2 separate regions of the Homo sapiens genome follow, and region 1 is linked to region 2. A link is an interaction called in ENCODE POLR2A ChIA-PET data of the cell type or tissue named here. Cell type or tissue: OCI-LY7. All regions are shown on one strand. Each heading gives the region's core, and the rest is flanking DNA. Links, peaks and the distances in the headings are about the cores only.

Region 1 (12,790 bases), core at 4,791-12,790, 140 kb before region 2:
CAACACCCACCAGCAGTCGCGACAAAGGGGTCATGTCTGAGTCTGATCCATCCTTTTGATGCAGCTGCCAGTTTACAAGAAATATAGAGGACAAAGGTTTGTGTTAAACTACTTGATGAGCTTGCAGTCACAAAATCCAGGCTGTGGGGAATTCTGCAGGCCAAATAGTGAGAGATAAAGAGATACAGAGAAAACTCTGTAAATTAAACAAGATTCAAAAGACATATCAGGTCAAAAGTATAGACAAGACCAAAGTATGATGTCTAAGAATAGACACTTGGTTGATAAAACCACAAAGATGTGCAGGGAAGTAGTTCCTATAAAAATGGGAATGGTGGTTGCCTTTGGAGGGAAGGAGGGGCTGCAACGGGAAAGGGCCACAGAGAGGCTTCTGAGTGGGCTACAAGGCACGTTGAGCTGTTGTTAATTCACTCAGCTATACGTAGTTTGTGCACTCTTCTATATGGGTGTTTCACAGTAAAGAGGAAAACTCACGTCTTTCACAACTGTTTATATGTGTGTTAGATACGGACTGCAGCTAAGATGTCAGTTTTTAGTTCTTGTATGGTTCTCAGGGATTCATATACATGGTTCATCTGTTTTCTCATGGTTATGATTCCTAAGAAAGTATGGGTTGTGTCTCCACTAATATCTTTATAAGTTGTGTGTTATTTTTTGAGTTATTACTAAATATTTATTCAAAGAGATGAAATGTCCACCCAGGAATTCTTGTCATGTGTGTTAAGAGTTGAAAACAGCTAGATTTTTTTCTAGTGACTTTGAGGCTAAGAAATTTACCTTGTCTCTCTTTTCTTTCTTTCTTTTTTTTTTTTTGGTGTAGACGTAAAATTCATCCTGATCAGAAAAATATTAATGCCTATGTTGTGTTTAAGGAGGAGAGTGCTGCCACGCAAGCATTGAAAAGGTAATTTTATCCCTTAGGTTTGAACAGAATAATTGTCCTATAAGTATGTATGAGTACTTTTTTTATTCTTTGGTTTCACTTTAGCATAGATGTTTTAGTAATCGAGTGCTCATTTTTAACAACCATTTTCCCTTTGTATTTATAATACAGAAATGGGGCCCAGATTGCAGATGGATTTCGTATTAGAGTTGATCTCGCATCTGAGACCTCATCTGTAAGTAGTACTTGATTTGTTTAAAGAACGAGAGCTTTGTAGAGAGAAATGTTTCCTTCCAGGCTTTTCCTGGAAGGGGACTGGAATCAGCAATGTGAGGGAAGCGCAGAAGGAAACAGCCTATGTCCTCTGTGGTTACAGAGTTGATGGCAAGAGAGGCACAAGGACCGAGGTCAACATTCCCTTCAAAAACGTAGTCCTGGCTGGGCACAATGGCTCATGCCTGTAATCCTAACATTTTGGGAGGCCAAGGCGGGAGGATCACTTGAGCCCAGGAGTTAAGAGCAGCCTGAGCAATGTAGCAAGACCCTGCCTTTACAAAAAAAAAAAAAAAAATTAGTCAAGTGTGTGATGCATGCCGACAGTCCCAGCTACTCAGAAGGCTGAGGTGGGAGCACCACCTGAGCCCAGGAGTTTGAGGCTGCAGTGAGCTGTAGTCGTGCCACTGCATTCTAGCCTGGGCAACAGAGGGCGACCCTGTTTCTTAAAAAGAAACAAAAACATAGTCCTCTTCAAATAAGCATAATTAGGTCAGAAGGTACATTAGACATCATCTGGTCTAACACATTATAGACCGAGGTCTAGAAAGTTCAATTATTCATTAGACAGTTTTTAGTACACACTCTGTCAGAGATGCAGTTCTAAGACATAGTCTCAACTTCCTAGGAGCTGACAGTATATGTTAGGGTTGGAGTGACAGGTCATGTCACTGTTGTATAAGTACTATCATCAATGCACAGGATGATTTGTCAGCTCAGCATTGGGACACTTGACTTGGGGATATGCCAGGAAGAAGGGACAAGGCAAGTTTCCAGGGGAATAAATTTCATAATAGTCTTGAAAGATGAGGAGATAGACCTTACCCTGTGGAGAAGCGGGGGGAAAAAAGAAAGAAGAGAAGGCTTATGTAGACCAAAAGTGTTGTAAAGGCTGAGGGCCATGTCTGGGAGGAAAAACAGTATAAATGGTGAGGACAGAAACTAATTCACTCAGGAGATGGCAAGAGCTTGGTACAATTATTAGGTGGGTGAGGTATGTAAGAGTTGCTGTTGGACAAATAGGCAGAGGCCAAATCATGAAGACCTTGTCTACCGTGCTTCACACAGAGGAGTCTGGATTTTGTTCAGGAGCTATTCTAAAAATTTAAACTAAGAGTGACATGACCAGATTTGGACTTGACAAAGGTGCCTAGAAATGAATGAAGGACAGTTATAACAGTTCACCCACAGAAACATAGAGTGCATTTCTGTCGATATCAAAGGAACTTAGTGGAGAAATGACAACGACCTGGATGAAAGCCCTGGCTTGACTTGGGGACCCAGTACAGGGTCAACAAACTATGGCAGAGAGCCAAATCTACGTGCTGCTTTTTTTTTGTTAATGAAGTTTTCTTTTGACACACAGCGACATCCATTCATTTGTGTATTATCCAAGGGCTGTTCTCAAGGTATAATGGCAGAGTTGAGTAGTTGCAGCAGATTCCACATGGCCTGCCAAGCCTATAATATTTGCTATCTGGCCCTTTACAGAAAAAGTTGGCATGCTCCCAATATAGCAGTCCGTTCCTGATCCCTACCGTGTGTCAGTGCCAGCTGTGAACAAAAGGTCACTCCCCTCCTCTGGTACCCACACACAGTCCAGCAGGGAAGACAGAAGAAACAGAATCAAAGAACATGATGTGTGGTTAAATTAGAAGATGGGTGACCTGTCAGATATGGGGGGAAGGAGGGATAGGGAGGATTTTCGATGACTTCCATTTTCTGGTCTAGTGAGTGATTTTTATTAACTGTCTTTTTGTTTCAGAGAGACAAGAGATCGGTTTTTGTGGGGAATCTCCCTTATAGTAAGTTTGTTTAAACAAAGTACAGTTAATATTACTAAATAAATAACAAGGAAATAAGAACTGAGTAGTAACTTAATGTTTTGATTTAAGACTAATTTTAAAGCATGCAATGTGTTTGCCGTGGCAGCACATGTACTAAAAAGTGTGCAATATAATGGCTTATTTTCATGGGACCATGCTTAACTAGCTGTATTATTAAACAACTCCATGTTTCTGAGGGGCTCCCAACTCTTTACTTCCATTTTGATTGAATTTGTTTTCAGAAGTTGAAGAATCTGCCATTGAGAAGCACTTTCTGGACTGTGGAAGTATCATGGCCGTGAGGATTGTGAGAGACAAAATGACAGGCATCGGCAAAGGGTTTGGCTATGTGCTCTTTGAGGTATGGGAGACTAATGCATTGTCACTGTCCTTCGAAGTGCCCTGGGAGGCATTGACACTGTTGCATGTCATCATTGAGACATAACTTTCACTTCCATTCTCAAATTCCATCTTAAGAAAACTGGGCTAGGTGCAGTGACTCATGCCTGTAATCCCAGCACTTTGGGAGGCCGAGACGGGTGAATCTCTTGAGCTCAGGAGTTTGAGACCAGCCTGGCCCACATGGTAAAACCTCGTCTCTACTAAAAGTCCAAAAATTATCCAGGTGTGGTGGCAGGTGCCTATAATCCCAGCTACTCAGGAGGCTGAGGCAGGAGAATCGCTTGAACCCGGGAGGTGGAGGTTGCAGTGAGCCGAGATCGTGCCACTGCACTCCAGCCTGGGCCACAGAGCAAGACTCCATCTCAAGGGGGAAAAAAAAAAATACAAAAAATTTAAAAATTAGCCAGATGTGGTGGCTCATACCTGTAATCCCAGCTACTTGGGAGGCCGAGGAAGGAGAATCACTTGAACCTGGGAGGCAGAGGTTTCATTGAGCCGAGATCACACCACTGCACTCCAGCCTGGGTGACAGAGCAAGACTCCGTTTCAAAAAAAAAAAAACAAACCGGCCAGATGTGGTGGCTTATGCCTGTAATCCCAGCACTTTGGGAGGCCGAGGCGGGTGGATCACCTGAAGTCGGGAATTCGAGACCAGCCTGACCAACATGGAGAAACCCCATCTCTACTAAAAATACAAAATTAGCTGGGCATGGTGGCACATGCCTGTAATCCCAGCTACTTGGGAGGCTGAGGCAGGACAATCGCTTGAACCCGGGAGGCAGAGGTTGCGGTGAGCCGAGATTGCTCCATTGCACTCCAGCCTGGGCAACAAGAGCAAAACTCTGTCTCAAAAAAAAAAAAAAAACCCGAAAACGAGAACTGAATTTATAACCTGCCATAATATATTGCTACAACTGCACCTATCCAAAAGATGTCCCAGTTCTTTCTTCATACTAATTAAATGTTTTTGATCCTGGATATTAGAAGTACTAAATCACTGAATCTTCTCTACCTTCTGTATGATAGAGTAAATAATTGACATTAAGGTATAAGAAAGTTTTATTCTTTGTACAAAATTAGTTATATTTAGTTCGCTAATTTTTAACCAGTGTTTCATGCCTGACAATATTAAGGAGTAAAAGAATATACAGGCCGGGCATGTTGACGCGTGACTGTAATCCCAGCACTTTGGAGGGCTGAGGCGAGAGGATTGATTAACGTGAGGACTTCAAGTCCAGCTTGGGCAACATAGGTAGACACCGACTCTACAAAAAAATATACAAGTAAGGCTGGGTGCGGTGGCTCACGCCTGTAATCCCACCACTTTAGGAGGCCAAGGCAGGTGGATCACTTGAGCCCAGGAGTTCAAGACTAGCCTGGGCAACATGGCGAAATCCCGCCTCTACAAAAAAATACAAAAATCAGCTGGGCGTGGTGGTGCATGCCTGTAGTACCATTTACTTGAGGAGCTGAGGTAGGAGGATCACCTGAACCTTGGGAGGTCGAGGCTGCAGTGAGCCACCCAACCTGGATGGCAGAGTGAGACCCTGTTTTAAAATAAGAAAGAAAAATTAAAAAATAAAAATCTAGCTGGTCATGGTGGCCAGCGCCTGTGGTCCTATCAGGAGGCTGAGGCTGGAGGATTGCTTAAGTACGGGAGGTCAAGGCTGTAGTGAGCCATGATTGCACCACTGCACTCCAGCCGAACTGACAGAGTGAGACCCTATCTCAAAACAAAAAAATAATCTATTGTCATCCCTTGATATCCACGGTGTATTGGTTCCAGGATCCCTCTCACATAGCAAACAGTATATATATATCTGCAGATGCTGAAGTCCCTTATATAAAATGGCACATTTGCATGAATGTATATTGTTATATATAATAAATTTTTTTATTGTCATATTATTTGTTGTTTTCAAGTATTTTCTATCTGCAGTTGATTGAATCCTCTGATACTGAACTCACGGATTTGGGGAGCTGACTGTACATACTATGTGATGTCATAAATTTTTCTTCTCTCAGTAACAACCCATTACTACATTTCCTTTCAGTTTTTCCTTGTGCTGCCATTTTTATAGTTGAACTTGTCTCTGTGAACTTAAATTATATTTACATCTTATTTTATGTTGTTTTCTGTTATGTAAGCATGTTCCATTGAGTGATATAACAGAGTTTATACTGTCATTTCTCTCATGTTGGACCTTGGTAGAATTCTCTGTTTTTCCCTGTAATAATGAAATTGCAGTGGTTATGTGTTTTTTGTTTTTGAGACAGAGTCTCACTCTGTTGCTCAGGCTGGAGTGCTTTGGCACGATCTCAGCTCACTGCAGCCTCTGCCTCCCAGGCTCTAGCGATCCTCCCATCTCAGCTTCCTGAGTAGCTAGGACTACAGGTGTGTGCCACATGTCTGGCTAATTCTTGTATTTTTTTGTAGAGACAGGATTCACCATGTTTCTCAGGCTGGTCTCCAACTTCTGAGCTCAAGTGATCTATCCGCCTTGGCCTCCCAGAGTGCTAGGATTATAGGTGTGAGCTACCCCGCCTGGCCTGGTTATGTTTTTTTCCCCAAAAGTTTGGATTGTAGATTACTTAAGATAGATCCCCATTAGGATATACTAGGTTAAGATGTGTTACCATTTTGAAGACTCTTGATGAGAATTGCCTGGTAGCTTTTTTAGAAAGATTGTCACAGCGTTTGTTGCCATTGTTACTGTATTGTAGTTACCTTTCTGCTTGTCTGCTCCCTTTCTTCTATTACTTGATAAGCTTCTAAAGTCCTTTAACAAACATCTCATGGATATTCAGGGTTGTTAGCATTAATGGCTCTATATTGGAACAGAAGTATAACAGAATTTTGGATCTAAATGGAACCCTAGAGGGTGTCTAGTCCAACATCTCGTAATGGAGCGTTCCCTGCCCTCTGGTCAGCTAATACAATGGGGCTTTGACAGAAAGATGGCTATACGAAGGAGGTTTATTCGTTTAAAATATTGCATATGGGGGCCAGGCGCGGTGGCTCATGCCTGTAATCCCAGCACTTTGGGAGGGCAAGGTGGGCAGATTACAAGGTCAAGAGATCGAGACCATTCTGGCTAACGTGGTGAAACCCTGTCTCTACTAAAAATACAAAAATTAGCTGGGTATGTTGGCCCGCGCCTGTAATCCCAGCTACTTGAGAGGTTGAGGCAAGAGAATCGCTTGAACTCAGGAGGTAGAGGTCACAGTGAGCCGAGATCGTGCCACTGCACTCCAGCCTGGCAACAGAGCGAGATTCCGTCTCAAAAAAAGAAAAAAGAAAAAAAGCCAATATTGCATATGACTAATCTAGTCTAGAACCTCATTTTACAATGAAAAAAAAAAACCACGAAGCCTGTAGCATTGTGACTTAGCTGAACATTTCACAAGGCAGCTTGAGTGCTTTCTGAGGAAACACTGGTGACGAGCATGGTGATGAGGAGACTTCGAGTGCAGCAGCTGATACACCTGGGATTGGATGGGGCTTATCTGTGCAAGCTTGAAAGTCGTTCTCATCTGTTAAAGTGACACTTTCACTAGTTTCTTTGCAGATGGGTTTCTGGTAGCAATTAATGTATTGTGTTTTCTTTTGCAGAATACAGATTCTGTTCATCTTGCTCTGAAATTAAATAATTCTGAACTCATGGGGAGAAAACTCAGAGTCATGCGTTCTGTTAATAAAGAAAAATTTAAACAACAAAATTCAAATCCACGATTGAAGAATGTCAGTAAACCTAAGCAGGGACTTAATTTTACTTCCAAAACTGCAGAAGGACATCCTAAAAGCTTATTTATTGGAGAAAAAGCTGTTCTCCTTAAAACGAAGAAGAAAGGACAGAAGAAAAGTGGACGCCCTAAGAAACAGAGAAAACAGAAATAACAACCAGGAACTGCTTTTTCTTTTCCTGCTGAGTACTGCTAATAAAAGTGCTATTATCTGCTGATAGCATCGTCTGCTATTCATGTGTTGAGTTTTATACTTCTTTATGGATGGTGTATGTGAAATGTGGAGACTTCCACATTCTCAGTTTATTCACATTGTGATACTACCTTTGAAGGTTTTTTTGTTTTTGTTTTGTTTTTTGAGATGGAGTTTGGCTGTTGTCTCCCAGGCTGGAGTGCAGTGGCGTGATCTTGGCTCACTGCAACCTCTGCCTTCTGGGTTCAAGCGCTTCTCCTGCCTCAGCCTCCCAAGTAGCTGGGATTACAGGCGCCTGCCACCACGCCTGGCTAATTTTTTGTATTTTTAGTAGAGACGGGGTTTCACCATGTTGGCCAGGCTGGTCTCGAACTCCTGACCTCAGGTGATCCACCTGCCTTGGCCTCTCAAAGTGCTGGGATTACAGGCGTGAGTCACTGCACCCAAGCCTCCTTTCTCTTTTGCCTATTAAACCTCTGCTCTTAACCTTACTCCGTGTGTGCTCAAGTTCTTGATTTCCTTGGCATGAAGCAATGAACCTTGGGTATTACCCCAAACGATGTCGCTTCAGTATCTCACTTTGTTGCCCAGGCTGCTCTCAAACTGCTGGACTCAAGTGATCCTCCCACCTTGGCCTCCCAAAGTGCTAGGATTACAGGAGTGAATCACTCATCAATTCCAAGGGGCTAGAACTCCCAGGAACTGGGGACAAAGGCCAGCCAAATTCTTTATTATGCAACCTCGTGTTACTGGAAAAGGATCCAGATCCAGACCCCAACAAAGGGTTCTTGGATCTTGCCTAAGAAAGAATTTGGGGCCAGTCCACAGAGTAAAGTGAAAACAAGTTTATTAAGAAAATAAAGAAGATCACTCACGGTGGCTCATGCCTGTAATCCCAGCACTTCGGGAGGCCGAGGTGGGTGGATCACCAGATGTCAGGAGTTTGAGACTAGCCTGGCCAACATGGTGAAACCCCATCTCTACTAAAAATACAAAAATTTGCTGGGTGTGGTGGCACATGCCTGTAATCCGAGCTACTGGGGAGGCTGAGGCAGGAGAATCGCTTGAACCCAGGAGGTGGAGGTTATAGTGAGCCAAGATCATGCCACTGCACTCCAGCCTGGGTGACAGCAAGACTGTCTCAAAAAAAAAAAAAAAAAAAAAAAAAAGTGAAAGGTTACTTTGTAGAATGGTGCATACCCTAAAGCAAGAGAAGGAACATGTCCACCTTAGGTACAAGGCTTGTTTGTATTGAACAGCAAAAAAATGAGGAAGATGAGCTCTACTCCAAGAGCTTGTGACAAAGGATTTTTTGTGTGTTTGTTTTGAGACGAGGTCTTACCCTGTCACCCAGTTTGGACTGCAGTGGTACAATCATAACTCAACTGCAGCCTCAACCTCCTGGGATTAAGGGATACTTCCGCATCATTCCCCATGTAGTTGGGACCACAGGTGTGTGCCACCACGCCTGGCTAAGTTTTTAATTTTTTTGTGGAGACAGGGTCTCACCATGTTGCCCAGGCTGGTGTTGAACTCTTGGGCTCAAGCTATCCGCCCATCTGGGCCTCCCAAAGTGCTGGGATTACAGGTGTGAGACACTGCCTGGTCTTTGTCAAAGGACTGTTAATCCTGTGTAACTACTGTCTTCTGCAAGGATCAATATTATCTTTAAAGGGAAAATTAAACTAAGAATGCTTTTGTTCTTAAGATATCAGGACATCAGGACATTTCCTGGGTCTGTTAGGTAAACATTATTAACTTGTTCCCTTCCCTGTAAATATCCTGTGACCAAGAATGCCAAACTTCCTGGGAATGTGCCCCAATAGGTCTCAGCCTCATTTTACCCAGCCCCTATTCAAGGTAAGGTAGCTCTGGTTCCAATGTCTCTTGACACTGATGCTTGACTTCGATACCCCTCAACTTACAGTGTCTGTTTAATGCCTGCTTTCTGCCCACGATTTTCCTTGTCAATATCTTAAGTTAGATCATATATATATATATTTTGTTTTTTTGAGACGGACTCCTGATCTGTCACTCAGGCTGGAGTGCAGTGGCTCGATCTTGGCTCACTGCAACCTCTGCCTCCTGGTTCAAGCGATTCTCCCGCCTCAGCCTCCAGAGTAGCTGGGATTACAGGCCCCGGCCACCATGGCCAGCTAATTTTTGTATTTTTAGTAGAGACAGGGTTTCACTATGTTGGCCAGGCTGGTCTCAAACTCCTGGCCTTAAGTGATCCGCCTGCCTCGGCCTCCCAAAGTGTTGAGATTACAGGCGTGAGCCACCGCGCCTGGCCTGATCATGTGTATGTTTTCGTGTGGCTATAAAACAATTCACGTTTTCTATTTTTTCTTCAATTGTGTATATTTTTCAAGAAATTACTCCATTTAATTTTATTCCAGTTATCATAAAATGAGGCTATCCTGTAACATTCTTTTGAAATGGAACCACTACGCACAATGGATTGTGGCAACCTGAAAAGAAAGTACAGTTTAATTCAAACAAGTCACAGGCTGCCTGTGTTAGACAAGATGAAGCATTCGCAGTCTGGGACCCTGCATCTCTGTCTGCCACAAACAAGGCTGTCAGCTAGTCTTCTGAGTACGTGCACGCCAGTAACGCGTACGCCTCGTTACAGCATGGTCGGCGGATATGAAAAAAAGTCCGTGGTCACGTGCAAATTCCCGACTCCAGTGCGTACACCCAGCGGCGCAGGGGAAACGCCGGCTTCGCCCACTGCGCAGGCGCAGGAGCCGCGCTCTGGGCCTCTGCTCAGGCTCTGCCGCGGACGACCTCGAGGCCCTTAGTTGACTGGGACCGGAAGTGGCGTGTGCTCGGCCTTTCTGTGTTCCTGGCCCGCGGCCGTCGGGTGTGAGCTGCGCCGACCGCTCTGAGGGTTCGTGGCCCACCGCTCCTTCGCGGTCCCTGCCGCCACCGTCCACGCTCAGCGTTGTAGAGAAGATGGTGGGTCGGAACAGCGCCATCGCCGCCGGTGTATGCGGGGCCCTTTTCATTGGGTACTGCATCTACTTCGACCGCAAAAGACGAAGTGACCCCAACTTCAAGAACAGGCTTCGAGAACGTGAGTGGGTCCTCTCTCCCCTGGCCAGGCTTGCTGCCTTCGGCCGCCGCCCTTCACAGGAGGGGTCATTGCCTCCCACCAGCCTGTGGGCCGCGCAGGGCGACCGCGTGGTGCGGCCCTCAATAGGCGATGGCGCTGGCTGCGCCGCTCCGGGGGCTCTAGTGCCCCGTAGGAATTCCATTTTGGAGGAAGGATTTTTCCCGTTTTGTTTTCCCCAGACACTTTAGCCGTGCAAATGCACTCTTGATTTCTGTTGCAATCTCGGGTGTGTGTGGCCTGGGGAGGAGGTTGTCTCTTTTTTTGTCGTTCATCTTTTTAAACCTCTACTCTTAACTAAAAAGTCGTGCATTTTTGTCGCAAATTTTAGTCTGAGGCTAAATCCGCATGCTCAGTGCAGTATCATTGTTGCATTCTTTTTTTTGAGACGGAATCTCGCTCTGTCGCCCAGGCTGTAGTGCAGTGGCGCGATCTCGGCTCACTGCAACCTCCGCCTCCCGAGTTCAAGCGCTTCTCCTGCCTCAGTCTCCCCAGTAGCTGGGATTACAGTCGGGCGTCACCACGCCCGGTGATTTTTTGTGTTTAGTAGAGACGGGGTTTCACCGTGTTGGTCAGGCTAGTCTCGAACTCCTGACCTCAGATGATCCGCCTGGCTCATTGCTGCATTCTTAAACCCTCTTGGTAGCTTCGTTCTAAGTGCTTCCAAGATATGAGTGAATGCTATAGAAATTGCAGGGGAGTCCAAAGGGCTGCGCTTCTCCCGTGGCTCAGTCTTATTTCATACCTGCGACATCTTTTAAGAGAGGTCTACCAGAGGGGAATCGTGTCATGAAAACCGTTGTGATCCACCTTGAATTTTCGGAGAATCTTCATTCGCATCATTGAAGAGCAAATTTGTTGCAATAAGAAATATTTTTTGGCTTATCTTGGTTGTTCAGCCAAATTAGTTTTTGGAATTAAAATTGATACGTAAGTTACTAAAGCCCAAGGGGTACAAAGAAGGGATTATTGTTTACTTAAGTAACAGTGGTTACGGTTTAATTCAGCTATACTAAGTCATTTCAAGTGTTCAGTAGCCCTGTGTGAGCAGTGACTGCAGCGCTGATCTTACTAGCACTAAGAATCAGACATCTAGTTCCAGCTTTCTTATGTTTTAGGAGGGAAGGGATATAGACATAATTTGATTTATGACTAGGCAGACTAATAGAATACTGTTTTACATTCAGACCTTGAATTTCTAGGGCCAGGTTAGCGGCATAATTTGGGGTTTCTGAATCCTAATTTCTGTAGTTGTAAAATCAGGTAATGCCACCTACCTCTTGTTGATCTTGTGAAGGTTGAGATGTTTGAATTGCCTTCCACGTTTTCTGACATAGGAAATGCTCCTCCATAAATGCTGGTGGTCATTCTGCCTTCGGGTTATTGTCCTGTAGTTGCCAAAATGGGTGACAGCTGGGGGCTTTGGTACAAATGCAGAGTTATAAAGAATGGATTAACCCTATCTTCCGTTGGAAACCCTGAAGTCCTGTTGCAGAAACAAGAGCTATCATTTTAGACAAATGGAGGAATGTTATTTCAAAATAACTTCTCCATCATTTTCAATCTAAAATTGTTTTTTCTGGATTTAGCGGCAACCTAATGATTACAGTGAATTACTTAGCTGCAGCAGTAACTTTAGGCAAGTAACTTCAAGCTTTAGTTTTCCCTTTTTGTAAAATGGTATAGTGTAGAGTTTTAGTCCTGTTCCTCACACATGGTAATTGATGAATGCTAGAGATTTTTTGTTGTTGTTGTTTGTTTGTTTGAGTCTCGCTCTGTCGCCCAGGCTCGAGTGCAGTGGGGTGATCTCGGATCATTGCAACCTCCGCCTCCCGGGTTCAAGCAATTCTGCCTCAGCCTCCTGAGTAGCTGGGATTACAGGCGCACACCACCATGCCAGGCTAATTTTTGTATTTTTAGTAGAGACAGGGTTTCACCATATTGGCCAGGTTGGTCTCGAACTCCTGACTTCATGATCTGCCCGTCTCAGCCTCCCAAAGTGCTGGGATTACAGGCGTGAGCCACCGCGTCCGGATGAGATATTTTTATGAGTAGAAATATTTTGTTGTTTGATGTTTTTGTAAAATTTATTTAGAATAATCTTGCAGTCTGTTCACAGGTAATTGAGGCTGGGTGTGGTGGCTCAACGCTAGTAATCTCAGCACTTTGGGAGGCCGAGGTGGGCGGATCACCTCATGTCAGGAGTTCAAGCAGCCTGGCCAGCATGGTGAAACCCCCACTCTGCTAAAAATACAAAAATTAGCCGGGTGTGGTGGTGCACGCCGGTAGTCCCAGCTGCTTGGGAGGCTGAGGCAGAATTGCTGGAATGTGGA
Region 2 (15,534 bases), core at 2,842-10,841:
ATCCAGGTGCCCTGGTAGCCCTGAAGCCCGCCTGGCCTCTGAGAGACATGTGTGGTGCACGCATTTCTAACAGAACACCGGTTAGAGGGTGGGGACCAGGTGGAAAATATATTGAGGACAGCCTCTGCCCTCCAAGAATTCTCTCTTTGCTATGAGAAGCAGAGCCACCCCCACCAAGCATTCCCCTGCTGCCGTGAGAGGCAGCATCAAGTGGGTCTGTGGGAAGGGGTCCTGGTGGGATCTGGCTGACAGGAGGTTTCTGCTTCCTTCACTTTCTTCTTGGGAGGAAGTCAACATTCTCCGGCATCCACTCGTTCTGAGGAGTTAGCAGGGGCTGGTTACAGACGGTTGTGCCGGTGGGAGAAGGTTCAGGGTTGAGTTCTGGAGGGAAGGCAGGGCATGAATTGGCAAGAAATAAAATAAAGAGAGGAAGTTAAAAGGAGCACTGAGGTGAGAGAGAGGGAGAGGGGTTCAGCATGACACACTCACCGTCACTGCCAAGGGTTGTTGGTGAAACGCTGAGCTTCTTGGGGCCTGGGTGTCCTCATCTGTAATGAGAGGGCCTAGGAGAAAGCTCACCTTCTAGCTGGTTCTCTAAGTAGCATGAGTTAAACTGGAAGAAAATGTGTGCGTGTGTGCATGTATGTGTTCATGTGTGCCTACAGGTGTGTGATGCATGTGAGTGAATGTAGCAAAAACATAGTCTTTTAGATTTAGGATCAACTAGTATGAGGCATCCTTGCCAGTCCTTGTGCGTCTCTGCTGAACACGTATTTACATCGGGACAGTGCTGGGTGGCTCAGGGCTGGAGCCAGATAAGCCAGGTGTGGGGCCAAGGGGGTTTGCGGAGAAAGTTTAGTTCACCGTGAGAACCTGGGGCCCAGCTTTGAAGGCCTCCAGGGCCCACTCTGAATAGAACTCGTGATCCCAGGAAGAGAAGTGCTTGGTTTGAGTCTGAGAAGCCAGTGGAGGTTCAGATCAGCTTGCGTGACCGTCACTCTGCAGGAACAGGGAAAGTAAAGTGTCAGACCCAGGACCTGGTGATTTGCAATGAAACCACCACAGTATGGCTGGGGACAGACCCTGGCAGGAGGCAGGATTCCATCCTCCTCCACAGGCTACCTCCACGCTGCATCCTCTTCCCCAAGGTTTGCTGGGAGTGAATGGACCATGGTCCCCATCACTGGGGGGCCTTGTCAATCATTCTGGCTTTTAGTTCTAGAAAGGAAAAACCAACACCAGGCACAGCTGACTTCTCCCTTCATCTTCATGAAGGTCCCTTTTCCTTGAGTTCCATGACACCTTGTTGCTTTTTATTCTGTTCCCCTCAGGCCACAACTTATGAGAATCCTTTGTTGGAGAACTTGTTCCTTTAATTGTGGGTGTTCTTTTTTTTTTTTTTTTTTTTTTGAGATGGAGTCTCGTTCTGTTGCCCAGGCTGGACTACAGTGGTGTGATCTCGGCTCACTGCAAGCTCTGCCTCCCGGGTTCAAGCGATTCTCCTGCCTCAGCCTCCCAAGTAGCTGGGATTACAGGCACTCGCCACCACACCCAGCTAATTTTTGTATTTTTAGTAGAGACGGGGTTTCACCATGTTGGCTAGGCTGGTCTCGATCTCCCGACCTTATGATCTGCCCGCCTCTGCCTCCCAAAGTGCTGGGATTACAGGTGTGAGCCGCCGCGCCCAGCCATTGTGGGTGTTCTTAGCACTCTATCCCTGGCACATTTCTCATTTAATCTTGCATTCACCCCTCAAATCATCCCTGTGGCTTCCAATACCATTTCTATGCCCATATGACTTTCAAATCACCATCTTCTGCCCACCCAGCCTTCTCAGCTCTGGACCTGAGGTCTCACAGGTGCACCCACCTCCACATGCCCCAAACGGAACCCAAGGCCATCTCCCTTCCTGAACCTGCTCCTGCCCTGCAGCACCCCAGCTTCATAAACAGCAGCACCCTTCACCCTGGTTCTCAGGCTGGTACCTTGGGCTTCTTCCTCCATATCCTACTTCCTCCCATGCCTCACCTCCAGTAAATTCCATGTCTGTTCAATTCCAATAAAGATAATAGCTGGCTGGGCATGGTGGCTCATGCCTGTAATCCCAGCACTTTGGGAGGCCAAAGCAGGCGGCTCACAAGGTCAGGAGATCGAGACCATCCTGGCTAATACGGTGAAACCCTGTCTCTACTAAAAATACAAAAAACTAGCCGGGCGTGGTAGCACATGCCTGTAGTCCCAACTACTTGGGAGGTTGGGGCAGGAGAATTATTTGAACCCGGGAGGCAGAAGTTGCAGTGAGCTGAGATCGTGCCACTGCACTCCAGCCTGGGCAACAGAGTGAGACTCTGTCTTAAAAAAAAAAAGAAAAAAAAATTAGCTGGGTGTGGTGGTGTGTGCCTGTAATCCCAGCTACTTGGGAGGTTGAGGCACAAGAATTGTTTGAACCCAGGAGGCGGAGGTTGCAGTAAGCCGAGATCACGCCACTGCACTCCAGGCTGGTGACAGAGTAAGACCCATCTCAGAAAAAAAAAAAAAAAAAGACAATAGCTGATGTTGGCTGAACACTGGCCATGTGCTCAGAGCTTTATAAGCAGAGTCTCCTCTAATCCCTGCCCCCCAACTCTCTATACAGTTGACCCATGAACAATATGGGCTTGAACTATGTGAATCTACTTATACGCAGATTTTTTCCAACTAAATGCGGATGGAAAATATAGTCTTCACAGAATGTGAAACCTGCATATAGAGCAGGGGGACATTTCATACCTGCAGATTCTGCAGGGCTGACTGCAAATTTGAGTATGTGCAGATATGAGTATACATGGGGTTGCTGAAACCAATCCCCCTCGTATACTAAGAGCCAACTGTAGCAGGAATTCATATCACATTATTTAGCATATGAAGAATCTGAGGTGTGCAGGGGCTTACTGACTTGCCTGAAGTCCCAGAGAGATTTAACTCAAGACCATGGGATCCTCAGACTCTCCAGGTTACCAGATACCCCTGAACCTCCATAGGGGCTGGTGCACTGCTTCTCGCCTGGGTATTGGCCCTGCCTCGTCTCTTCTGCATGCAGTAACCAGAGGGAACTCTCAAAATGAAACACTGATGTTGTCACTCCTCTCCCTGAACCCTTACAGTCTCCCCATTGCTCCTGAAACAAAGTCCTTATTTTTCTTTGAGATGGAGTTTCACTCTTGTTGCCCAGGCTGGATGGCAATGGCATGATCTTGGCTCACTGCAACCTCTGCCTCCCAGGTTCAAGTGACTCTCCTGCCTCAGCCATAGCTGGGATTACAGGCATGTGCTACCACACCCGGCTAATTTTTGTATTTTTAGTAGGGTTTTGCCATATTGGTCAGGCTGGTCTCAAACTCCTGACCTCAGGTTATCCGCCCACCTTGGTGTCCCAAAGTCCTGGGATTACAGGCACGAGCCACCATGCCAGGCCCAAAGTCCTTATTTTTCAACAAACATTAGTTACAGGCATTGAAGACCCTGCGTGAATGAGACATGTTCCTGCCCTCATGGAACTTACATTCTAGACTGATGACAGGTAATAACTGAATAAATAGACAACTTAATTGCATAGAGTGGTAGGTGATACTGAAGAAAATAAGGCAAGGTAAGGGATGGAGAGTGATCTGGGAGGGGTGAGTATTAGGAGAGATGGTCTAAGAGGGCCTCCCGGGGGAGATGAGAGTGAAGCTGAGATGGAGTGAAGTTAGCCCCTGCAGTAAAGGGAAGGAGCATTATAGCTGAAAGCGAAAAGCCTGTGCAAAGGCCCTATGGTAGGAATGAGCTTGGAGTAATTGAGAAATAATAAGAAGGCCTGGGTGGTGAGAGCTGTGTGAGAAACATGGAGAGTGACAGGCAGAGGGGCTGACTGGTAGCCAGGTAGCCCTGGCTGGCCACACTAAGGAATTTGACTCTTATTTGGGATGTGATGGGAGGGTTTAAGTGCACACCAGGAGGTATAATAACCTTCTGGCTGCTGTGTTGGGACTGAGTACGTGGGTGGTAGTAGAGAGAGCAGTGAGAAGTTTCCTTTCATGCTCCAGGGGAGAGACGATGGTGAGGAGGTGGCAAGAAGGCACAGTCCTGGTTGCAGGTGTTGAAGCTTAAGCCATCCTCTCTGAGTGAGGGGTGGCGGATGGAGAAGGGAAGAGTGGAGTCAGGATGTCTGGTGGCCTTTGCTCTGAGTTTACTAAATTAAGGGATGAGGGTATATGAGTCTGAAGCTCTGGGGTGAGGTTGAGGCTGGAGATACAAATTTGAGGGGTGCCTGAAGACCACAGAGTGAGCTCAGTGGGTCCCGTGGTTGATCCCCTGAGTCTAGAAGACTCTTTGGAGGGCTTTTTGTTACAAAGGAGAACAGAGCAATGGAGAGTGTTATGGGAAAAATTGTGTCCATCTCAAAGGATGCTGAAGACCTGACCCCCAGTACCTGTGAATGTGAGCCTATTTGGAAATAGGGTCTCTGATGATGATGAAGCTGAGGTCATTAGGGAGGGCCCTCATCCAATATGACTGGAGGAAATTTGGACACAGACACAGACACACACAGAGGGAAGGTGATGTGAAGACACACAGGTTAATGACAGCCATCTCCAAGCCAAGGAACGCCCGAGGCTACCAGAAGCCAGGAGAGGGGCCAGGGCTTAGAGCCTCCTTCACACTCTCAGAAGAAATCGACACTGCCAAGGCCTTCATCTTGGACTCCCAGGCTCCAGAACTGGGAGACAGTCAGTCTCTGTTGTTTAAGCCATCCAGTCCGTGGTACTTTGTAACAGCAGCCCCAGGAAGCTAATAAAAGGAGATAGCTGGCACAGATGCGGAATTCTTAGTTTTTTTTTTTTTTGTTTTTTTTTTTTAAATAGGGAAGACAGAATAGCATGTTTATAGGAAAACGGGAATGATCAGTGTTGAGGAAAAACAGGGCATGTGGGAGAGCAGAGGGAGGGTTCTCTGCAAGTCACCAGGCTCTCCGTGTCCCGGGTGTTTTGCACACGCGCCACGTACTACCTGCCCTAGTGCCCACCTGTCCGGGTCTCAGCTGATGGCTCCACCTCTCCAGGTAGGTCTGGAACTCTCCTTTGTGCTCACCACTTTCTCCATTTCTGCACTGCCACCCTGTCTTGCAACTGGTTGTTGAAGGCCTGCATCCTGCCTCCTCCCCTGCCCCAAGCTCGGTGGGGACCCAGGCATGGATGCTGTGTCTTGCAGAGAGCCCAGCCCACGGTAGGAACTCCATGAACACTATTTACATTTTGTTTGGTTTTTGAGACAGGATCTCACTCTGTTGCTCAGGCTGGAGTGCAGTGACGTGATCATGGCTCACCGTAGCCTCAACCCCCTGGGCTCAAGCGATCCTCTCACCTCAGCCTCCCCAGTAGCTGGGACTACATGCATGAGTCACCATACCCAGCTAATGCTTTTTCATTTTTTGTACAGACAGGATCTCCCTATGTTGCCCAGGCTGACCTCCTGAGCTCAAGTGATCCTTCCACCTGGGCCTCCCAAAACGCTGGTGTTACAGGCCTGAGCCACTGTGCCCTGCCATGAACACTGTTTGAATGAACAAATGTGATGTCCTTCTGGATTGCTTTTGTCCACATGGCACTGATTTTAGAGCTCATTTTGGAAAATCGGTCCTGGAATGCCACTCCAATCTCTCCACCCACACACGTTGGTTTTGACCCAGGTTTATTCAATGCTTTGGGGGGCTATAAATCTGGAGACAGCTCCACCAGGAACTTTTAACTGAGGGCAGCCCCTGTGAACTGCCTAACCTTGAGCAAGTTACTTAACCTCCATGACCTCTGGTTTTTCCATTAGTCAAACAGGGCAAAGAACTGCCCTTTCTCTCCCTTACAATGGAGGATGTGGTAGCTTAGGCTAAGTTCTGAAGCAGAAAAGTGGGCGGGTGCATTTGTGACTCTGCATTGACTCTAAATTAAAGGCACAATCAATGGTTCTCAGAAAAGAGCTGTATATACACGGCTCTGCATGTACAGAGAAGGAGAAGGCTTAGTCACTCAAGATTCTTTATTCGCGACTCGGAAACTTTAAAACATTTAATTAAATGTTTAAAAAGCTGTGGTAAAATATAGACAACATAAAATATACCATCTTAACCATTTCTAAGTATACAGTTCGGTAGTGTTATGCACATTCATGTTGTTGTACAACCATTACTACCCCCGTCTCTAGAACTTTTTCATTTTGCAAAACAGAAATAACTCTAGGAACCTCAAATACTTGTGATCATGCAGTATTTGTCCTTTTGTGACCAGCTTATTTCACTTAGTATCATGCCTTCAGGGTTCATCCATGTTATAGCAAGTGCCAGAATGTCCTTCCTTTTTAATGCTGTATAATATTCCACGGTGTGGATTTACCACGTTTGGTTTATCCATGCATCTGCTGATCTTTTGGCTATTACTGAGTCACACTGCTATGAAACTCTGAATTTGATATTATGGCTCCATTTAAAGGCCTTTCTGGGCCAGTGGTTTGATTCATTGCAGGGCACAAGAAACCTGGAAGAATCTTGGCTGTAGCTCCTAACACTCTATGCTTTTAACTATTCTTTAACACAGGCAAACACTGAGGTCTTTGTTGCTAGAATTAAACATGAGATAATTTAAGGTGTTATAATTTGGGAGTTAAGACTATTTTTTTTTTTCCTGGAAGATCATCTGTTTCATCTCCACTTGACTTTTTTAAAATGCTGGAACTGTCTTTTGATTGAATACAAAGCCTTTTTTTCCCCCTTGACGTTTATACGACTAAAGGTGGAAAAATAAGACCTTTGCTTATTAACAAAATGAATCAATCTCTTTCCCCCATGGGAACTTGAAAACAATTTAGAGACTAGAGTAAACTTCAGGTTTTCCTCTGCTATGAATTGTGTTGACCTTTCCTCCAGGTAAGATGTAAGACAGGCCTAGCTGGGCCTGACAGAAAATGAGGTCACCCCAGGTACCACCCGATTGAGCCCTGGCTGGAAGCGCCTTGCTCTGTAAGCCTCTTTAGGCGCCTCCAGAGAGAGGAAAGTTGAGGCTGGAGGGGTAAAGTGTGCTAGCGAAGGTCAGCCGGGGAGACAGAGACCAAGGGAAAATAGTGCTTAACTTTGGGCCCTTAATGAGGTTGCAGTGGACCATGCTCCAGGCAGTAAATCCTCAAAGGCAGTGGGGCTTACTGTGTGGGGTTCTTTTTTCCCTTTCACTTCGTAGGTGCCAGATGTATTTGGGGAAATTCCCCATAAGATGGGTACAAGGTTAACCCCTCCTTTGTCTGACCGGTTTGCATGTTCCACCTGCAGAGGCGGTGAGGACCCTGGAGTTTCCAGCCCTCTCGCCTGTGCAGTCTGATCTCTGGGCCTGCCTGTGGGACTGGCTCCTGACTGGGAGTGTGAAACGCAGAATAAACAAAAGCAAAGAGACTGTGTGTTGGAAACGGGACTGCAGGGCTGAGAAGATACTCGGAAAAGTGGCCTCAGGCCAGCTCCTACTCTTTCCAAATATGCCAGGAATGCCGGGCCCAGAGGCAGGGGACAAAACAGGAGAAAAGAAGGAAAAAGAACAGGCGTCACCAGGCCATAGTCTAGCCAGTCTAGTTGTCAAAACAAAGCAGAAGAGAACCTCTAGCTCCAAATAAAAGTGGATCAAGAAGTTTCAGAACTCAGCAATGATTGTTACTAAAGTTTGCATGTAGAGATCCTGCACCCCGGCATCCACCCCTGCCTAGGGCTTTGCTGGGGGCATCACGACACAGGGTAGGGAGCCCAGCAGAGCCCAAAACAAATGCCTAAGTCTTCTCAGCATCCCATTTGTAGGTAAGGAAGCAACTCAGAGGACCCCTCGGAGAAAGGATTTGTTTAGTACACGCGGCACAGAGCTAGCTGCTTGGGGCTGGGGATTTGATCTATGCGTGGTTTCCCAGTTTGAGATGGAGGATCATGACAAGGGACAAAAGGTCAAAGGGTACACCAATGGGGTAGAAAAGCAAAACAAAAACAGGAAGTGGCCGGCTCAGGGATTTTCCATGAGAAAGCTGGGAAACAGGTCCCGGTAGAAAAGAGTGTCAAAAACCAGAATGACAAAAAATTTAGCTTAAAGACCTTGATTGTCTTGATTTGTGATTCTGGCATCGAACAACACTTCATTCCACACAATGGAATAAGTGTTCCCTGAGCTGAGCTGAAGAGGTTGGCTTTGTAGACAGAGAAGGACTGAAGAAAACAGAAACAGGGAACAAAGATTGTATTAGTTACTTTTCAATGTTACTTGTTCTTGTAAGGAGGGCACAGGGAGATAGAACAATAGAAAAATAACTCGTTAGTTAACCTTGGGTGACTTCATGCTACCTTTTTTTGTGGTAGGATTAAAGCAGAAAGAACTTCATTATCATTCTGATTGAAGATTTAAACGGGCCTTTTGGGAGATTGGCTGTTCTCTCTCTCCATTCTCAGAAGGTCAGATAACAACCTTGTTTTGGTTTGGTGGTATGGAACTTTAGCGTGGGTGACTCCAGTTTGATTTTTTTTTTTTTTTTTGAGACGGAGTCTCGCTCTGTCACCCAGGCTGTTGTGTAATGGCACGATCTTGGCTCACTGCAAGCTCCGCCTCCCGGGTTCACGCCATTCTCCTGCCTCAGCCTCCCGAGTAGCTGGGACTACAGGCGCCCGCCACCACGCCCGGCTAATTTTTTTGTATTTTTAGTAGAGACGGGATTTCACCGTGTTAGCCAGGATGGTCTCGATCTCCTGACCTCGTGATCCACCCGCCTCGGCCTCCCAAAGTGCTGGGATTACAGGCTTGAGCCTGTAAAAACCGCGCCCGGCCGATTTTTTTTTTTTTTTTTTTTTTTGAGACAGGGTTTCACTCTGGTGCCCAGGCTGGGTTGCAGTGGTATGATCTCTGCTCACTGCAACCTTGACCTCCCAGGCTCAGGTGATCCTCCTGCCTTGGCCTCCCGAGTAGCTGAGACTACAGGTGCACACCACCACACCTTGCTAATTTTTGTTATTTTTTCTAGACATGGGGTTTTACCATGTTGGCCAGGCTGGTCTCAAACTCCTGGGCTCAAGGATTCGCCTGCCTCAGACTCCCAAAGTGCTGAGATTACAGGTGTGAGCCACTGTGCCTGGCCCATGTTGATTTTTAGTCTGGTCTGTTGGGGCCTAGTGTGGGAGCTTGGTTCAAAACAATGGCCTCCTATAATTTTTATATAACAAGAGAAAAAGGAAAAAAATAGCTCATTGAATCCTCTGGAAGCCGCTTGAGATGTGAAATGGGGGCCTCCCGCAGGAGCCAGCTTGTCCAGGGACTGGGACACCCAGGTGGGAGACAGAGTGGAGGACTCAATACCGGCTCCTTGCTGGCCTGACGCCAGCCTGGTCTCTCCCTCCTCCACTGTCCTCTTGGAAGGAGGGCTTTGTTACCTCTTGTGTCCCTTAGAGAAGTGTGTTTGTGTATGTCCTAATGCCAAAGCATGGAATGGGGTCTAAAACAGCCCAGAGAAGGCATTTGCACCCCAAAGCTATTATCCACAGATGGGATTTCTGCTGCATAGGGTCAGAGAGTATTCACAACTATCATTGCACAAATGGAAAAACTTTTTTTTCACCTGCCTCTCACTTTTAGAACCAACTGACCCAGTCCTTTTGGTACCAGAATTTGGAAGGGGCAAGGCCCAAGGGTTGTAGGTGGGTGAGGGTCTGTGGAGCAGGAGAGTGACATGTCTCCCAGGGGACACCAGGACAAATGGGATCTGACAAATGCAGAGGACCAATGTCCTGGATCCCAGGCCCGGTGCTTTGTACACATTGCAAGGCCTGACCCGGTAACAGAGGAGGTGCTGAGTACTTCTCAACTTGCATTAAAGTGCTCCCTGGGCTGGGCGTGGTGGCTCACACCTGTAATCCCAGGCAGGCGGATCACCTTAGGTCAGCAGTTCAGGACCAGCCTGGCCAACATGGTGAAACCCTGTCTCTACTAAAAATGAAAAATTAGATGGGTGTGGTGGCACGTGCCTGTAGTCCTGGCTACTCGGGAGGTTGAGGCAGAAGAATCGCTTGAACCCAGGAGGTGGAGGTTGCAGTGAGCCAAGATCGTGCCACTGTACTCCCCGTCTCTACTAAAAATAAAATATTAGCCGGGTGTGGTGGCACGCGCCTGCAGTCCCCACTACTCGGGAGGTTGAGGTGGGAGAATCGCTTGAACCCGAGAGACGGAGGCTGCAGTGAGCCGAGATCGCGCCACTGCACTCCAGCCTGGGCGACAGAGTGAGACTCAGTCTCAAAAAAAAAAAAAAAAAAGTGCTCCTTGGCCACAACAGGAGAAAAAAATCTCCAGTTCCCTCCTAGCCTCGCTCCACCTTGAGATCTTATTTTAGTCTCCAGTTAATCAAGGACGTCTGGGCTTCATGCGAAAAGGGAAGAATGTGCCAGTGTGTTTCGAACACCATATATGCAAATGAGTCAGCAAAGTATGTTGCTGGCAGCCACCAGAGGTCAAATGTCAGCCTCCACACTCAACAATTATTTTGCTGAAAATACACTGCAAGCAGGGCAGCAGGAAATGAGTTGCAGCAACCTCGATTCTTGTGTGAAAGTTTCCAATTAGGAATTCAAAGAAGTTGTTGTTTAATGAAAAAGTGAAACGAATGCCTTTTATGTGCCTCTCCACTTCCTTGGTGGTCCCTGGCTAAGTGCTGGATCCATTGCCAGGAATATGGATGTCATTCAGTTCACCCGAGAGCAGGGGCAAGCAGCATCTAATGTAATAGAAAGGAAGTTGATCGGATCCTTAGGTTTTGGGGTTGGCAAACCTGGGCGAAATCTGGCCCACAGCTTGTTTTTGTAAATAAAGCTTTATTGGAACACAACCATGCCCGTTTGTTCACATTTGATCAATGGCTGCTTTCACAGTACAAGGGCAGAGTTGAGTAGCTGGGAGAGAGACCATGCGGCCTGCAAAGCCCAAAATATTTACTCGATGGAGCTTGATAGAAAACATCTGCTAACCCATGCTTTAGTTCATCCATTTTTAGTTTTCCTTGTGTGATGGGACCCCTTTGAAATATAGTGAAAGCTCTCTCTCTATCCCCTTTCAGAAAAATACATGACTTTCTGGTTAAGAATGCTCACATGTAACTCTAACTAGACTCTTCTACAGGGCCAGAGGCCATCATAGTATATTCTGGACCCCTCACAGGAACCGTTTATGATGGTATGAAGGACATCTTCCACACTAACACCCACCCCTGCCCACTGTACTGGTGCTAGATGCATTATAGCAAAAGCAACCTTGGATTACAGATGAAGAGACACAAGCTCTCTTGTGTCTGCCACCCTTATGCTGTGTGACCTTGAGTAAGTCACTTCACTTCTCTGAGCCTTGGTTCCCTCAAACGTCAAACGAGGAGTCCAAAATACATGACTGCCTACGGATCTTTCTGGCTTTAGGTTTTTGTGATCTCCAAGGGTCTGGAATTTATTTCTGGAGCTGAGGAGAGAGAGAGGTTGTGAGTTATATATTTTCAAAACGTCTGAATTTGCTTGGCCACCCAGAGAGGTCTGTGGTAGTTAATTTAGTTAATTCCAAGCTGGGATTTGATTACCACACTGGATACTTGGCACCTGTTGGAGAAAACTCTGCCATGTCCCTGTCTCTACCCCTCCACCCCTGGTCAGCCATCCTGATCCATCAGGTTGCCACACAGGGGCTGCGTAAGAGAGTGTGAACATAATTCAGTTCAGCCTATCAGAGCTCTGGAAAAACAGCTTAGGACCCACGACCTTCTGGTGGAATGTCCGCAGAAACATCTTCCATCAGAAAGAGAACATGTAAAACTTATCTTGCACAGATATGATCTGTTAGGCAAACAGCTTTTAGATTTGTGTTGCATTTGGTTTTAAAATGAAAAGAAATGTGTGTATATTTTCTCTCTTTTTAAATTTTTTTTTTTTTTTTGAGACAGAGTCTTGCTCTGTTGCCCAGGCTGGAGTGCAGTGGCATGATCTCGGCCCACTGCAACCTCCGCCTCCCTAGTTCAAGCGATTTTCCTGCCTCAGCCTCCCGAGTAGCTGGGATTACAGGTGCATGCCACTGCGCTGGGCTAATTTTTGTATTTTTAGTAAAGACGGGTTTTTACCATATTGGTCAGGCTGGTTTCGAACTCCTGACCTCAGGTGATCCACCCACCTCGGCCTCCCAAAGTGCTGAGATTACAGGCGTGAGCCACCACGCCAGGCCAATGTGTGTATATTTTCTGACTGTAAGTATGCTTCATATGTATTGTAGGCAATTTTAAGACATACAGAAAATGTGAGGAAAGTAAAAATCATCCCCAAATCCCACTCTGCAGAGGTGACCACTGTCAACGATTTGATAAGCCTCCAGGTGTCTCTTTTATGAATACGCCCTCACAACAACATTTTTACATAAATGGGCTGCAAATGTTGTATCAGCTCCTACTTTTTATCTATCAGAATGATCCATGTGAATATCTTCCTATGGCTTTGGATGTAGATTTCCAACATTATGTTTAATGGTTGCATAGCATATGATTAAACATACTATAAGTCACTGACTCAATCACTTCTAGGTTGTTTCAGCTTTATTTATTTTTTAGATTTATTTGCCACACTGTGATGACTATCTGTGCAATTTTTTTCTGGTGGCTCAACTGAGAATAAATTCCTAGTTTTAAAATTAAGAAGACAAAGAGTACTCATGAATAATTTTAATGTACAGGGTCAAATTTCTCCCAGAAAATGTATAACACTAAACATCTACCAATAATAAGGAGAGTTCCCATTTCCACACTCTCTGGCCAACACTAGCCATTGACAATATTTAAAGTTTTGGCCAATCTGATAGGTTAAAACTGATGTTTTATTGTTGTATTGATTTGCCTTTCCTAGATCATTTTACTTTTGAATGGTACTGTTTATGGTTAAATAGAGGCAAAAATAATGACTTCATATGAGGATATCATTACTACATGAGGAACTAAGGCTGGCATGAAGGCAGACATATGTTATTCAGAGAGCCATGGTGCCAGGTGCCTAGCACAGAACAGTTTGATAACCATTTGAGGGTAATAATATTTTGTTGATTGATTGATTTATGGACTCACCGGTGACTACTTTCAGGAACTGGTTGAATGGCATCTAGAAGCCTGCATGGCTCTGGTCATAAAGGATGACAGGATGACATTTGCCTATAACTGCAAGGCCACTTGCAGGCAGAATGCACGTCCCATGTCTTGTTGATGTCTGTGCAAGATCCACCTGATCTAATCTACCTGACCTCCCTGGCTCAAGGGATCTTCTTGCTTCGGCCCCACAAGTAAATGGGACTAAAGGCATGTACCACCAAGCCTGGGTAATTTTTGTATTTTTAGTAGAGACGGGGTTTCACCATGTTGCCCAGGCTGGTCTCGAACTCCTGGACTCAAGCGATCTGCCTGCCTCGGCCTCCGTAAGTGCTGGGATTACAGGCGTGAGCCATGGCGCCTGGCCTCCCTTGGTCTCGAATGGGTCTCCCCATTTCTTTCCTTTCTGGGATAGGAAGATGACAGCTTCACTTCAGCCAATGTCACCAAGAATTTCTCTCCCTTCCGAGATTGGAAGGTGACAGCTTCATTTCAGCCAATGCAACCAAGAGAGGCTTCGGGAAAGTCAGAAGATGGCTAACGCTGCCTGTGACCTAGTGCAAGGGGGAACTGGAAGCCCCCAGGGACGATGGTGGAGAAACTGAGAACATGGGGTGGCAACTCTGCCCTGCCAGCCTCCGTGGTGGACTCTTGCCACGACGAACAGCCAGGGTGGGAGAGGCCCACTGCAGGGAGCTACTCCTTCCAGGCCTGGTGCGCAGTGGTTTCCTGCCTTGCTAAATGGCCGTTGCTCGGTGGTGATGATTCATGGCATTTGGAAAGTGTGGCTGTGTTCTGAACAGGGAAGTGAAAAATAACACAGCCAAGGTCAGTGCAGGACAGGATAGGGGCTGTTACAAAATGTGCAGTTTTACTCTGAAAAATGCAGGGGGTGGGGAGCCACAGTAAACTCGGTCCTGGTGGTTCACACCGCGTGCGTGGCGCCCTGCTTGCTCTCCTTTACAGCATCAACTTTTCCGAGTGTCAGTCACTAATTTGTCCCTTGGAAGCGGCTGCTGGTCTTGGCTGAGCGGCTGTGGGTAGGAGGAAGTGGATGCGTGATTCAGTGAGTGTCTGCTTCCTCTCTGACTCAGGATTGGATCTGTTTCTGAGGGTGGTGCCAGGGGGCACAGTGTGGCTTTAGCTAGATTCTTTGAACTTGGAGTCAAACCTGAGGCTCTGACCCCTTGTAGCCGCTGGCCCTCCCTTGACCCCTTTGGATGAGTGAGGGGGCTCAGCTGGACCCTATGACCTTGCTTCACATTGGGTAAGCCTTCTGACCTGAGGCCTTCCTGTGGTTTCAGCTGAGAGAGGCTAGTGACATAGAGAGCCGAGGCAAATCCTGGATCTGTGCCTGCCTCAAGAGCTCCCTCCTTTGTGGGAGTTGCATTTGGGGGAGCAGCATAGTTCTCAGGGGCTCCACCTAGGCAGGCGCTAGACTGATGGAGGAGGCAGTTGAAGGAGGAGGTAGTTTTCTTGTGGTCCCTTTGTCTATTTAGCCAATGATACGATAGGAGAGGGTCAGGTGGGGAGCTGAGACATTCCGAAGTGAAAAGTCAGGATTGGCTTTTTCTTCTAGAGCATGGAGTTTTCCAAGGATCTGTCACTAGTGTGCCGTCTGAACAGACATCGCTGCTGACACCTAAAACCTCTTCTAAGAAACACTCCAATTATTCAGATAATTGCTTGTGCCTAAGACTGTATAACCTAAGAGTCGGGTGCAGGCTTGATAAAGAATTGGAAGCCCTCTGCAAAACTGCTACAGGTGTTCTGTGTTCCGACGCCCTCCATCACCTTGGACAGGGGTTCTTCTTCCGGCCCAGTCTCTCCCATTTCCTCTTTTCTCCCTCCATCTCCTCCCATTTGCTTGGCCAGAGCAGAGGCTCGGCTGGTCTAGTTCAGGTAGGATGGCCAGCATCCAGTCACTGCCATATTCAACAAGGACTTGAGAGCTTCTAGAGAGAGAAATGCAAGTCAAACCAGCCTGGGCTTTTAAAAGGGGGCTTTGTGTGACCCTGGACACCTGCAACTGGGAGCCAACACTGCCACGTGCTCTCTCTTTTCTCACGCCTCAACTTCCTCTGAATACTGATCTAAATCTCTTTGCTAAGCTTCCTCTCTATGGCAGGTAATGTGCACGATGGCAGCTTTTGCTTATTGTACCTCATGACTTCACTGCCAGAAAGGGACAGAGAGGGGCCTTCACGGCCTTCACTGGGGCCAGGTGACCATCATTGGCTCAAACACTGCGGCTTGGGAAGAGCTGAACTGATGCCTGCTCACATCTGGACTCTGATTTGTGCTAGGGAGGGGGTACTTTCCAGAAGAAGGGGCCCCTGTCCTGGAAGACATACAATGGAGCCC

Evidence for each region. ChIA-PET counts read pairs that join two places held together with the same protein. Peaks named below come from ENCODE experiments on the same cell type or tissue, not always from the same donor. Only the 100,000 strongest peaks of a DNase experiment are listed, where the experiment ranks them.
Region 1: POLR2A ChIA-PET joins it to region 2 with 23 read pairs; 2 of 35 experiments call an interaction of 5 or more read pairs at or near these places.

What each region holds. Positions count from the first base shown.
Region 1 is chr1:235,126,226-235,139,015 of GRCh38, reverse strand. It overlaps TOMM20 (translocase of outer mitochondrial membrane 20), which reads left to right and starts at 10,179. Exons shown (of 5, transcript NM_014765.3): 1 at 10,179-10,421. The coding sequence starts at 10,301. It overlaps RBM34 (RNA binding motif protein 34), which reads left to right. Exons shown (of 11, transcript NM_015014.4): 7 at 842-925; 8 at 1,076-1,139; 9 at 2,943-2,982; 10 at 3,246-3,364; 11 at 7,019-7,833. The coding sequence ends at 7,303. It overlaps SNORA14B (small nucleolar RNA, H/ACA box 14B), which reads left to right and starts at 11,079; the gene lies at 11,079-11,213. It overlaps LOC105379283 (a long non-coding RNA gene), which reads left to right and starts at 10,815. Exons shown (of 2, transcript XR_949295.4): 1 at 10,815-11,387; 2 at 12,047-12,097. RefSeq lists enhancers at 9,902-10,001, 10,232-10,451. In OCI-LY7, for the core only: no CTCF peak of the experiment used is centred there; DNase peaks (open chromatin) are centred at 10,085, 10,795 and 11,145; H3K4me3 peaks cover 3,203 bases; H3K27ac peaks cover 2,471 bases.
Region 2 is chr1:234,979,559-234,995,092 of GRCh38, reverse strand. It overlaps LINC03108 (long intergenic non-protein coding RNA 3108), which reads left to right and starts at 14,317. Exons shown (of 2, transcript NR_186308.1): 1 at 14,317-14,437; 2 at 14,750-15,534. RefSeq lists enhancers at 7,014-7,553, 7,554-8,093, 7,837-8,131, 8,094-8,633, 15,055-15,534. In OCI-LY7, for the core only: no CTCF peak of the experiment used is centred there; DNase peaks (open chromatin) are centred at 7,262 and 10,512; H3K27ac peaks cover 1,667 bases.